Regions from separate parts of the Homo sapiens genome. Here region 2 is linked to region 1. A link is a contact called in ENCODE Hi-C or POLR2A ChIA-PET data. All regions are on one chromosome and are shown on one strand. The core of a region is the stretch at or near the end of the contact, and the rest is flanking DNA. Distances in the headings are between cores, read along the strand shown. Region 1 holds the start of CD9 (CD9 molecule). Region 2 holds the start of TAPBPL (TAP binding protein like).

Evidence for each region. Hi-C counts contacts between places; a loop is a spot of excess contacts on that map. ChIA-PET counts read pairs that join two places held with the same protein, here RNA polymerase II (POLR2A). Pooled maps may share reads with other maps.
Region 2: a pooled map shows a loop between it and region 1 (3-fold over the local background). The contact joins the promoter of TAPBPL here to the promoter of CD9 in region 1. A Hi-C loop is called at or near these places in 6 of 168 maps with a recorded cell type or tissue (IMR-90, MCF 10A, PC-9 and 3 more), 2 of 37 single-sample maps with no recorded cell type and 22 of 50 pooled maps. POLR2A ChIA-PET finds 5 or more read pairs at or near these places in 6 of 52 experiments (AG04449, GM12878, H1 and 3 more).

The regions. Positions count from the first base shown.
Region 1 is chr12:6,196,543-6,204,101 of GRCh38, forward strand. CD9 (CD9 molecule) reads left to right here and starts at 3,858. Exons shown (of 8, transcript NM_001769.4): 1 at 3,858-4,023. The coding sequence starts at 3,958. RefSeq lists enhancers at 2,730-3,342, 3,343-3,954, 5,181-5,793, 5,794-6,405.
Region 2 is chr12:6,450,792-6,454,782 of GRCh38, forward strand. TAPBPL (TAP binding protein like) reads left to right here and starts at 1,251. Exons shown (of 7, transcript NM_018009.5): 1 at 1,251-1,521; 2 at 2,276-2,506; 3 at 2,656-2,925. The coding sequence starts at 1,458. CD27 (CD27 molecule) reads left to right here. Exons shown (of 6, transcript NM_001242.5): 5 at 104-223; 6 at 477-922. The coding sequence ends at 601. It overlaps CD27-AS1 (CD27 antisense RNA 1), which reads right to left and starts at 726. Exons shown (of 6, transcript NR_015382.2): 1 at 1-726. RefSeq lists enhancers at 61-270, 361-520, 951-1,550.

The DNA.
Region 1 (7,559 bases), core at 2,608-5,107:
GTTCTGTCCTTTTTTCTGTACCTGTGAAGATATGCTATCAATTTACATTGTCATGGTGAAATTCAACAGAACTGTTTTAGGGCAAATATCATAGGGTCCACCAGAAATTTCCTCATGGGCAAATTGTGAAAGAAGTGCATAGCTGCTTTTTTTTTTTTTTTTTTTTTTGAGACGGAGTCTGGCTGTGTCCCCCAGGCTGGAGGGCAGTGGCGCGATCTCGGCTCACTGCAAGCTCTGCCTCCCGGGTTCACGCCATTCTCCTGCCTCAGCCTCCTGAGTAGCTGGGACTACAGGCGCCCGCCGCCACGCCCGGCTAATTTTTTTGTATTTTTAGTAGAGACGAGGTTTCACCGTGTTAGCCAGGATGGTCTTGATCTCCTGACCTCATGATCCTCCCGCGTCGGCCTCCTAAAGTGCTTGGATCACAGGTGTGAGTCACAGCGCCCAACAAGAAGTGCATAGCTTTTTTTGTTTTTTCTTTTTGAGACGGAGTCTCACTCTGTCGCCAGGCTAGAGTGCTGTGGCGCGATCTCGGCTCACTGCAACCTCCAACTCCCTGGTTCAAGGGATTCTCCTGCCTCTGCCTCCCGAGTAGCTGGGATTATAGGTATGCGCCACCATGCCTGGCTAATTTTTGTATTTTTAGTAGAGATGCGGTTTCACTATGTTGGCCAGGATGGTCTCGATCTCCTCACCTCGTGATCCGCCCACCTTGGCCTCCCAAAGTGCTGGGATTACAGGCGTGAGCCACTGCGCCCGGCCGAGAAGTGCATAGCTTTTTAAAAAATCTTTGTAGCTATCTTATTTAGGAATGGGAGGCAGGTTTGCCTGTGGCAGTTCCCAGCTTGATTTTTTCCTTTGGCTTATTGATTTTGGGGTCCTAAGATTTATTTTCCTTTCACAATACTCTTGTACAGGTGAGGAGACTGAGGCCCAGAGAGGAGGCTGCCTGCCTAACATAGACCAAAGGGTCAGAACCAAGAGTAGAACTCAGACCCCCTCACTTCAGGCCCAATGCTCTCATCACATAAAAAGGATGCCTTGATTATACGAATGTGGCACTGAACTATATAGGCTGACCCCAATTCTTTCTTCAGTGTAAACAATAATAGGAATAGGAGCAACAGGCAGCGTTTCTGCAGCGCTTCTGTGGCAGGCAGGTTCTAAGGCCTCCCTGTGGATTTCCTCTGTCAACACTCACGTTTACCCTAATAAGTAATTTCTATTATAAACTTAAATATTTACTGAACTCCTCCCACCAGTACTTGTTAACTTGGGAGAAGGGGGAGATGCAATAAAATCTTTCTTTTCCTAAGACCTGTCTCCCAAGATAGATGGACGCAGGCCCAAAAGGGCACAATGGAACACTGACTGTTTTCCGGCCTCCTTCCCACCCTCCAGGGTGCTTCACACTCCTCCCCTGTGCTGGAATCATCCTGGACACTGGTTAGGATGTGTAAAGTCAAGCATCACCAAAATTCCTCTGCTTGTCCTCTTGGCATTAGGCTCAGTTTAGGCCCTGCCTCTCCTTCCTTGTCCTCCTTCCTCCCCATGTACCACTATCGGTTGTTTCCCCAGTGCAGCCAGCTGCCCGCTTCTGTGTCTTTGCATATCCAGTTCCCTCTTGGAATTCCCTCCTCCGCATTGACTACTGACTCCACCTTCCCAAGTCAAGTCAGCTGCTGCAATGTCCCCTGCTCTGGGGAGCCTCTCGGACTCAGATTGACGTGGGGATGTGCCCTGTGCCCCTACTTGTTACTAGCTTCTGCTGCTCTGCCTCTGATCTCTCCCTCCCCTTCCCGGCCTGACACCTCATGGGGTTTTGCCCTGCCTTCTCTAGGCTTTATCCCATTGCCCCGCCTTCATTCATTCTTCTCTCACCTGAACTACTCCACAGCCTCCTAGCAGATTTGCACCTGGTCCTCAGCTCAACTTTCATCTACCACTGCTCCCCTCATATTACCTGATTGCGTCTCCCCAAATACAACATCTCCATGTTCCATGCAATCCCGTAAAGCACTGAGCCAAGGACTGGAGATGCCAACAATGGTCCTGGTCCTCAAGGGGCTTCCTACCTGCCCCTCCGGCCTTCCCCCACCCAACTACCTAAAACACAGGCAGAGAACCTCTGAAAACACAGCAGATCCAACCATTCCCCTGCTTGAACCTTTCGGTGGCCCCTAATGCTCAGAGTGCAAAGTCCAGGAGCACAAGGCTCTTTCTCACCTTCCCACAAACTACCCCGTGACTCCAGGCTCCAGCCCAGAGCCCGGACAGCCCCTGCCCCAGCCTTTGCCCAGGATTCTCCCTTGGCGGCAACTTTCCCTGTGGTTCTGCAGCATCATCTCCCAGTCTGGGTCAGAGGCCTCTCCTTAGCCTCTTAGCCCCCAAGCCTCTCCCCGTAACTGCACCTATCACCCTCAAACCATTGTCTGGCTGCCTGTCTCCTCCCACACTGGTCCCTGAGCAGAAACAAGGACTAATCCATGTTTTTCAGCTCCTACCCCTAATGAAATACCCTAATAGATACTGAAAAATGTTTTTGAACCAATGAGACAAGTCTACTGATAATAAACAGGCAAATAACAGCAATGTGCTAACAGTGGCTGTTTCTGGTGAGCAGAATTTTGAGGTCTGTTCCTTTCACTTCTTGGTATTTCGGTTGTTTCTGTAATGACTGTATCTTGCTTTTGTAATCATAAAGGACAGTAAAGGAAACTTCATTTTGAAAATAATACAAAGGGATTCGGGGACTTCAAAAGAAGGTGACTCTCCTCGTCCACTCCAGAGAATCAGGAAAGGAGTGTTTAAAGACCCACAGAATTCCTACAAGTGACGTTGGGGGGGGGCCAGCCAGCCAGGGCGCATGCCGGCCAGCGAGTGGGGTGGGCTCTGGGTCCGGGAGAAGTCAGATCAGTGCTCTGTACAGGGCCTTGAGGGCAAGACGAGGAATTTCGACTTAGGTCCTTGAATCTGGAGAGCTACAGAAAGTTTGTGAGCTCAGGAGAAGCGCTCCGAGCTCGGCATCTGGAGCAGTTCAAGGCAGCAGCGAGCAAGTCCAAAGACGCAGGAGGGAGGGTGGGGTGGAGGAGTAGAGAGAAAACAGAAGCCGTCTACAGACCCTTTTTCCCTCTGGGGCAACTAAACCTCAAGTGCAGGAAGCGCTTGGGGACTGCCCAGCCCTCAGCTGTGTTATTATTCGGTGATAGGTATTTGCTAATTACTTCCAAAAGCCTCCCATCTGTCATCCCACCCAGACTGCGCGCTTCTAATTCCTCCTACCCCACATGCTGTGCCCAATGAAAAGTATGGTCAGCGAGCGAAGGTTTGCAAGGAGACAGACGAGGGCGAAATTAAGCCAGGCGGCTTCCCTTTAAATCCTCGCAAAGCAGAAGGGCCCCTCACTCTGGCAGCAGGCCTTGGCCAAGGGGCCTTTAGCCCTGACGACCCGGGGAAGAGTCTCCCAAAGCAGAACGCCCGGTCCGGCGCCCAGACCAAACGCGGGGGAACCGGAAGGGCGAGGCCTCCACGTAAGTCCGCGGTAAAAGTGGCAGGGAGTGGCTGCCTGCAAAGACCCCAAGACGGCTTGAAGAAGGAGTGGGTGGCGGGTGGGGGTTAGGGCGACTAGGCGGGGAAACAGGGAGAGGGTCGGGCTCCGCGGGGCAGCTGGGGCCGGGGCTCGCCGACCTGGGCGGGGGCGGGGGGCGGGGGGGGTGCGGCCCGGGCGGGGCCGGTGGGGCGGGAGGCGTGGCCGGCGGGGGGAGTGGGGGCGGCTTTTCCCGGCACATGCGCACCGCAGCGGGTCGCGCGCCCTAAGGAGTGGCACTTTTTAAAAGTGCAGCCGGAGACCAGCCTACAGCCGCCTGCATCTGTATCCAGCGCCAGGTCCCGCCAGTCCCAGCTGCGCGCGCCCCCCAGTCCCGCACCCGTTCGGCCCAGGCTAAGTTAGCCCTCACCATGCCGGTCAAAGGAGGCACCAAGTGCATCAAATACCTGCTGTTCGGATTTAACTTCATCTTCTGGGTGAGTGAGCGCGACTGCCGCGCGCTCCTCTCAGGGCCCACCTGTTCGCGGGCCCCGGACACTGGCCGCGGCCGCGAGTGCCGGCAGCTGGCACTGCCCGCACCGGGCAGGCACCGGGCGGGAAGAGAGAGCGCCCTGCGGCTGCCAGCTGGCTCCAAGGCCGGGTCCAGAGCCGGGCGGGACGGCCGCGACGGGCGCATTCGGGTGGGGGCTCATCACCGCCCAGCCGGCGTGGGGAGCCGGGCCCTCTTGAGATGAGGCGTGCGGGAGGGTCCTGAGCACTTTAGCTCGCCTAGGATTTGAGCTGGGGTGTGTGTCTGCTCCCAGCTCAAGTCCCTCCGAGTGCCAGAGAGGAAGGCAGGGAGAAGCGGAGCACCCCTCTTTGGGCCAAGGCCAAGGAGGACTGTGGTGAGCAGTATGGCTTGTGACCGGGTGGGGTCTCCCAGGTAGTAGGGGGCGCCAGGAAGGGAGGGTGCGGGCACGGCGAGAGCTCAGCCAAGAGCGGCTCTCACTTTTACGCAGGAGCGGCAGGGGTGCCTCGGCCGCGGGTCCGGCCCCGGGACCCAGTCCCTGAGAGTCGGGGGCCCCTCCACCCTTGAGGAGGAACCTCGCAGGCCCCCGTTCCCTCAGACTTTGATTCTGAGCCACCGTGAGAGCGCCGAACTCCCTGGTAGCTCCCTGAAAGACTAGCTTGTCTTGATTTCTTTCAAGGACGATAAGTATCTTCACTGGAGAGAACTCAGAGTTCGGGAGAGGAGGGGGCAGATACCTATCTGCGCCTCTAGTGGGATGAGTCCTGTGTGTGCATTTCCGGGAGAGATCAGGTGCCAGCCAGCTGCCCGCCCAGGAGAGCCTTGGCCTTGCCCTCTCCCCTCCCCGCCAGCCCAGGCGGCCCACCCAAGGCCAGGCAGGGCGCAGAGCGGACGTTCATCTGGAGAGGCCAGCGGGGCCAGGAGCTCCAGAGACACCTGCTGCAGGCCACTCAGCCTCTACAAATGGGAAGGCTGAGAGGCGACAGAAGCAAGGAATAGGAAACCCTTGTGTCCTTGTTTCTATAGCCACATTCCCTGCACACACATGACAATACTTGCCGCTCTGCAGGCAGGAAGAGAGTCTCTATGCCACTCTCAAGATAGATGGATGTAGAAACAGGTGCATGCCACCAGAGTCTTGTAACAAAAAAGTGCACTTGGCCAGGCACAGTGGCTCATGCCTGTAATCCCAGCACTTTGGGAGGCTGAGGCAGGAGGATCGCTTTCATCCAGGTTCAAGACCAGCCTGGGTAACATAGTGAGACCCCCATCTCCACAAAAAAATAAAAAATTAGCTGGGCGTGTTGGCATGCACCTGTGATCGCAGCTACTCAGGAGGCTGAGATGAGAGGATGGCATGAGCCTGGGAGGTCAAGGCTGCGGTGAGTCATGATTGCACCACTGCACTTAGCCTGGGTGACCTAGTGAGCCCTGTCTCAAAAAAAGTAGAAAAGAAACAAATGCACTTATTCCCCCTGGAGCTGGTCACTGAGGTCCCCACAAGCCTCCTTAGGGAAATCTTCTAAGATTCACTCCTCCCCAGAGCTGAAGGGGTGGTTGAACAGTTTTTCCAATTTGCAGAGACTGACTTCCCCCAGTGCATCAGTCACCATAACACACACCCCAGTGAGGACGGCATATAGGTGTGCTCCTTCCCAACCCTTGACTTGCTTTAAAAAGACCCTGCTGGCCGTGGGCACCCCTCCTCCTGTGTTGCCACCCACCCCAGCAACCACCCAGCTGCCACGCTTAGCTTCTTTCTTTCACCAATCCCTGGCAGCAGAAAAGTATGCGGGAAGGCAGCTGGCCTCACCCACCCTTGAACTTTGGGAGTTTTCCTCTCCCCTCCCAGGTACAGTCTCTCCCGGCTGGTGTGTTGGTTAGTCCTCAGCTGTCTGCCTAGACTGCATCCAGGTTTGGGACTGCAGGGAAACACAGACTGCCACAGTGTGCCTCCCTACCCCCATCTGCCCCATGGCATATGCAGGAAGCTGATGCGAGGCTCACAGGGCCACTGGTATCTACTCTGTCTGTGGCCTGCTGGCCTGCAATCTGTCCGTACTGTCCTCAGCCTGCCACCCCACTCGTATTCAGAACCCCCTATGCCTGGCCCCAGCCTAGGTGCAGCTGATGACCTATGTAGTCTGAAACAGAAATCACTCACACTGGAAATGTTTGGAATGACTTTTGAAGATCATGCAGTCCAGCTCTCTTATTCATAGTGAGGCAGCAGAGGAAGAGAGATGGGGTGATTTACCCAGGATCGCAGAGACAGAGCCAGTATTACAATTCCTGGGGCCCCTACTTTACTTCTGTCCTCTTCCATCTTCATCAGAGGCAGGAAGATGGGCAGTAGCTATGTTTTCCTGAATTACTGTTCATTTGTCCTGTATCTGGGTCCCTGTGGAGATGAAGCCCTCATCCCTAGGAGATGATGTAATGAAAAGGAAGACTGTGGTCGGTCCACTTGTGCAGAGTGTTAGTCTTTAGAGCCTTTCTTGTTCTAGTCCCATGATGTAGCCAAGAGCAGGAAGCATTGTCCCCACTGTACTGATGATCAGGAAACCATTTCCCAGAGAGGTTAGGTGACTTATCCAAGGTGATGCGGCAGGGTGGTCTCAGAACTAGGTTACTTTACCCAACTGGTTTTGGCTGCTGAGTGGGAATGGGAGAAGGGTGGGAAGAAGCTCCCAAGACTCCCTTAAGGAAAGGTGTAACCTAAGGGAACTGCTTGGGTGATTATGTTGTCACCACGTCCGTTTCTCTCTTGAGACCAGACATTTATAAACTTGGCATTCGGAACCTGATGTGGGCCTTGAAAAGCAGGAATTGTGAGGCCAGTGCCCAGCAGCACTTTGCACAGAGGCTGCTGAGAGGGGGTGTCCAACAGGCATCCAGAGAGAGGCCAACCTCAGTGGAGTAGGATGGTTATTGGGGGGCTGTGCCTCTTCCCTGGCCTGATCTCATCCCTGTGGGTCACTCCCTGATGGCCACAGCCAAACCAGCAAATCAGTCTGTTCTTCCACCACCTCCAGAACCGGCCCTCCTAGCTCTATTTTGATTGTTTCTACATTTCCTTCAGACCTCCCTGCCCGCCTGCCCACCCCCCAAAAAACAGTTGAGAGGGAAAACATCTTGCTGATGTCCATGTGGTAGACACACAAGTATTTCTCCAGCTGAAATGGGGAACCAGGGTTAGGGCCAGTCCAGTCTGACACATGCATGTCTGCCCTCTTTCTGGTCAGAGAAGGGGAGGAACTCCTTAGGGCAAAAGAGGGAAAGGTTTGGCTATACTGACAGAGCCCAATCCCCTCCCCACCTCCCTCAGCCCCTTTGCTTACTGTCTCTCATGCCTCGCTCACTGATGGAAACAGCAGTGTGGGGCTGGGAGGTCTCTTTCCCAAGAAACCATATCCCCTAGACCTAGGGGAGGCTGGTGCGAAACACAGAGACCTACACTGGGAATTCAGAGACCTGGATGTGAGCCCAGCTCTGTCCTCAACT
Region 2 (3,991 bases), core at 1-2,500, 250 kb after region 1:
ATAAGGTGGGGGAAAGGGGAGAGGCAAGGTGACAGGAGGGCTGGGCTGAGGGAGCCAAGGGCTAGACCCTCCCCTAACCCCTGTGTGTCCCCTCCTATTACAGCCCAAAGATCCCTGTGCAGCTCCGATTTTATTCGCATCCTTGTGATCTTCTCTGGAATGTTCCTTGTTTTCACCCTGGCCGGGGCCCTGTTCCTCCATCAACGAAGGAAATATAGATCAAGTAAGAGACAGAACACAGGCCTCCGGTCCTGCCCCTGCACCACACCCCACTGGCTCAACCCCACTGCCCACGCCTGGAATCTCACTGAAACCCACCAGCTCCACTTCACCAGCCTTGGTCCTACCCCTTCTCTCCCCTTAGCTGGCGTGCTCCTGACACCCCTCCCCCAAGCGCACCCGCCTCTACCCATCTCCTTCTCCCGTCTCCCCCTGCCCCCACTGCTGGCCAAGACTCATCGGATCTCCTTCTGCAGACAAAGGAGAAAGTCCTGTGGAGCCTGCAGAGCCTTGTCATTACAGCTGCCCCAGGGAGGAGGAGGGCAGCACCATCCCCATCCAGGAGGATTACCGAAAACCGGAGCCTGCCTGCTCCCCCTGAGCCAGCACCTGCGGGAGCTGCACTACAGCCCTGGCCTCCACCCCCACCCCGCCGACCATCCAAGGGAGAGTGAGACCTGGCAGCCACAACTGCAGTCCCATCCTCTTGTCAGGGCCCTTTCCTGTGTACACGTGACAGAGTGCCTTTTCGAGACTGGCAGGGACGAGGACAAATATGGATGAGGTGGAGAGTGGGAAGCAGGAGCCCAGCCAGCTGCGCCTGCGCTGCAGGAGGGCGGGGGCTCTGGTTGTAAAACACACTTCCTGCTGCGAAAGACCCACATGCTACAAGACGGGCAAAATAAAGTGACAGATGACCACCCTGCAGCTCTCCAGCTTCCTCTCTGAAATCCCAGTCCCAAAATCCAGTTTCCTGGCCGCCTCCTGGCTCAGGTCAGGATCTGGCAGAGGAGGTTTCTCAGCCGGTTATGTTGGGGCCTGCTTAAGGGCGGGGGTGAGAAAGGTCCCCAGGCTACTGTGGATCCTGTGTCTGACTTCAGATCCCCTTTTCCCACAGTTATAGCTCCACTTTTTTGGGACAGGTGGGGAGCAAAAGGGTGCAGAGGTCAGGTCTTGAAATCACCAGGGGATTTCCGGGTGAGGTGGGTGGTGAGAAAGGAAACAGCAAGCAGGGCTCTGGCAGCTGCTGCAGACGGCTTCACACAGGGACGCGGGCTGCCATCTTGCTCTAAGTGAAAGTGAAAGAAAAGTCGGCAGCAGAGGGAACAGGGAAGAAACCTAAAGGCTGCAGGCTGCCAGGTGTGCTTGGAGAGCCCCCTTCTTCCGCCGGGCCTCGCAAGCAGCGTAGGACTGTGGAGAAGGGCGGTGGGCAAGGAGGGAACTCGAGAGCAGCCTCCATGGGCACACAGGAGGGCTGGTGCCTGCTGCTCTGCCTGGCTCTATCTGGAGCAGCAGAAACCAGTGAGTCTGGGAGTCGGGGAGAGCTGGCTGGGAGAAGAGCTACTGAAGCCCCAGGGTGCCACCCTCCCCGAGATTCCAGAAGAGCAAAGGGGCCGGGGATGACCCCATCGCCTTCTAAGCCCAACAGGGGAAAGGCTCAGCGGCTGGCAAAGGAAGGAACCAATAGTGTGTGTGGAGGGAGGGTGGGGACTCCACAGGGAAAATGCTAAAGAGGGGCTGCCTCTGTGGCTGTGGTCAGGAGCCACTGTCCTACAGAGAGGGCACTGGCCTGGGAGCTGACACTTCAGAAGAGGAAAGGACTCCCCAGGTGAGGAAATCACTTGGAAGGTGACCTTGAAGGCGGGGGAGGGGAAGGCTACCCGAAATGGGAGAAAGCAGTGCAGGCTGTCAGTGCCCCAGCAACAGTAACTGTCCAGTCTCCTCTCTCTGCGGTGGCACTTGCTTGTTTTCTGAGAATTCCTTTGACTGAAAAGATAGTCTTTTATTCAACAGTTGGAAATGCAAGCATAAACTCCTCTGAGCAAGGCAAATCCAGGACTTTAACTCTCACCAAGAAGTATTTGCCTGGACTAGCAGGTGCTCTCCAGAAAGCTGGTTTGGGGATGACGGGAGAATAGAGGGACACAGAAACAGCTAGGATCTTGGATGGCAACTTTTACCCTTTGATGACTCCACAGCTTGAGGGCGGGGGCAGGAAGCAAGTGTGGAGTAGCTTTCTGGGGAAGGCGGTGCTCACCCCAGCCTTTGTCTGCAGAGCCCCACCCAGCAGAGGGGCAGTGGCGGGCAGTGGACGTGGTCCTAGACTGCTTCCTGGCGAAGGACGGTGCGCACCGTGGAGCTCTCGCCAGCAGTGAGGACAGGGCAAGGGCCTCCCTTGTGCTGAAGCAGGTGCCAGTGCTGGACGATGGCTCCCTGGAGGACTTCACCGATTTCCAAGGGGGCACACTGGCCCAAGATGACCCACCTATTATCTTTGAGGCCTCAGGTAAAAGCCTTCCACCTGTGTCCTTGGTCCTCCCGGGCTCCCTCCACCAGGACAGCCCAGGTCCCGATTACAGCCACACATACTGCCTCCCGTTGGCCCTGGTGTTCTCACGCTAATTTGCCCTCTGTGTGTGCCCTGCTTCTCCCCAGTGGACCTGGTCCAGATTCCCCAGGCCGAGGCCTTGCTCCATGCTGACTGCAGTGGGAAGGAGGTGACCTGTGAGATCTCCCGCTACTTTCTCCAGATGACAGAGACCACTGTTAAGACAGCAGCTTGGTTCATGGCCAACATGCAGGTCTCTGGAGGGGGACCTAGCATCTCCTTGGTGATGAAGACTCCCAGGGTCACCAAGAATGAGGCGCTCTGGCACCCGACGCTGAACTTGCCACTGAGCCCCCAGGGGACTGTGCGAACTGCAGGTAAGAAAATGAAAAGCAAGGCCAGGTGTGGTGGCTCACGCCTGTAATTCCAGAATTTTGGGATACCGAGGTCGGTGGATCACCTGAGGTCAGGAGTTTGAGATCAGCCTGGTCAACACGGTGAAACCCCGTCTCTACTAATACCAAAATTAGCCGGGCATGGTGGCGGGTGCCTGTAATCCCAGCTACGAGGGAGGCTGAGGCAGGAGAATCGCTTGAACCCGGAAGGCAGAGGTTGCGGTGAGCCGAGATCACACCATGGCACTTCAGCCTGGGCAACAAGAGCGAAACTCCATCTCAAAAAAAAAAAAGAAAAGAAAAGAAAAGCAAGTCACAGAAAGTTTTGCTTTTCTAAAGTGGTAAGATATGGGGCACAGAAGAAGAAAGGGAACAAATCCACCTCCATCCACACTGGTCACCTCAGGGCACCCCTAGGCCTTGGTCCTTTCTTCCTAAAAACCCCTGAGTCAGGCCAGGTGCGAAGGCCCATGCCTGTAATCCCAGCACTTTGGGAGGCCAAGGCAGGTGGATCACCTGAGGTCAGGAGTTCAAGACCAGCCTGGCCAACATGGTGAAACCCCCTCTCTACTAAAATACAGAAATTAGCCGGGCATGATGGCAGGTGCCTGTAATCCCAGCTACTCAGGAGACTGAGACGGGAGAATCACTTGAACCTGAGAGACGGTGGTTGCAGTGAGCCGAGATTGCGCCACTGCACTCCAGCCTGGGCAGCTGAGTGAGACACCGTCTCAAAAACAACAACAACAACAAAAACCCTGAGTCCACAAGAGAATGCTTCGCAGCCCCTACCTGAACGTCCCCAGGCACACAGACAACCTGTGTTATTTCCAAAATGGAGATCGTTCTCATCTCACTGGGCTGCCATGAGGAAATAAGACACATGATGCTATTCTGTACATGGGTGCTGTCCACTGTAGTCTTATCGAGCCAAAACCCGGTTTTCTCCCAGTGAAATGCTAGGCTGCTCTGGTGCTTCAGGGGTAAAGCTCAGGGATGCATCATTTGTTCATGATCTTATTAGTAAACCCAGTACTTGCCCTCTCCA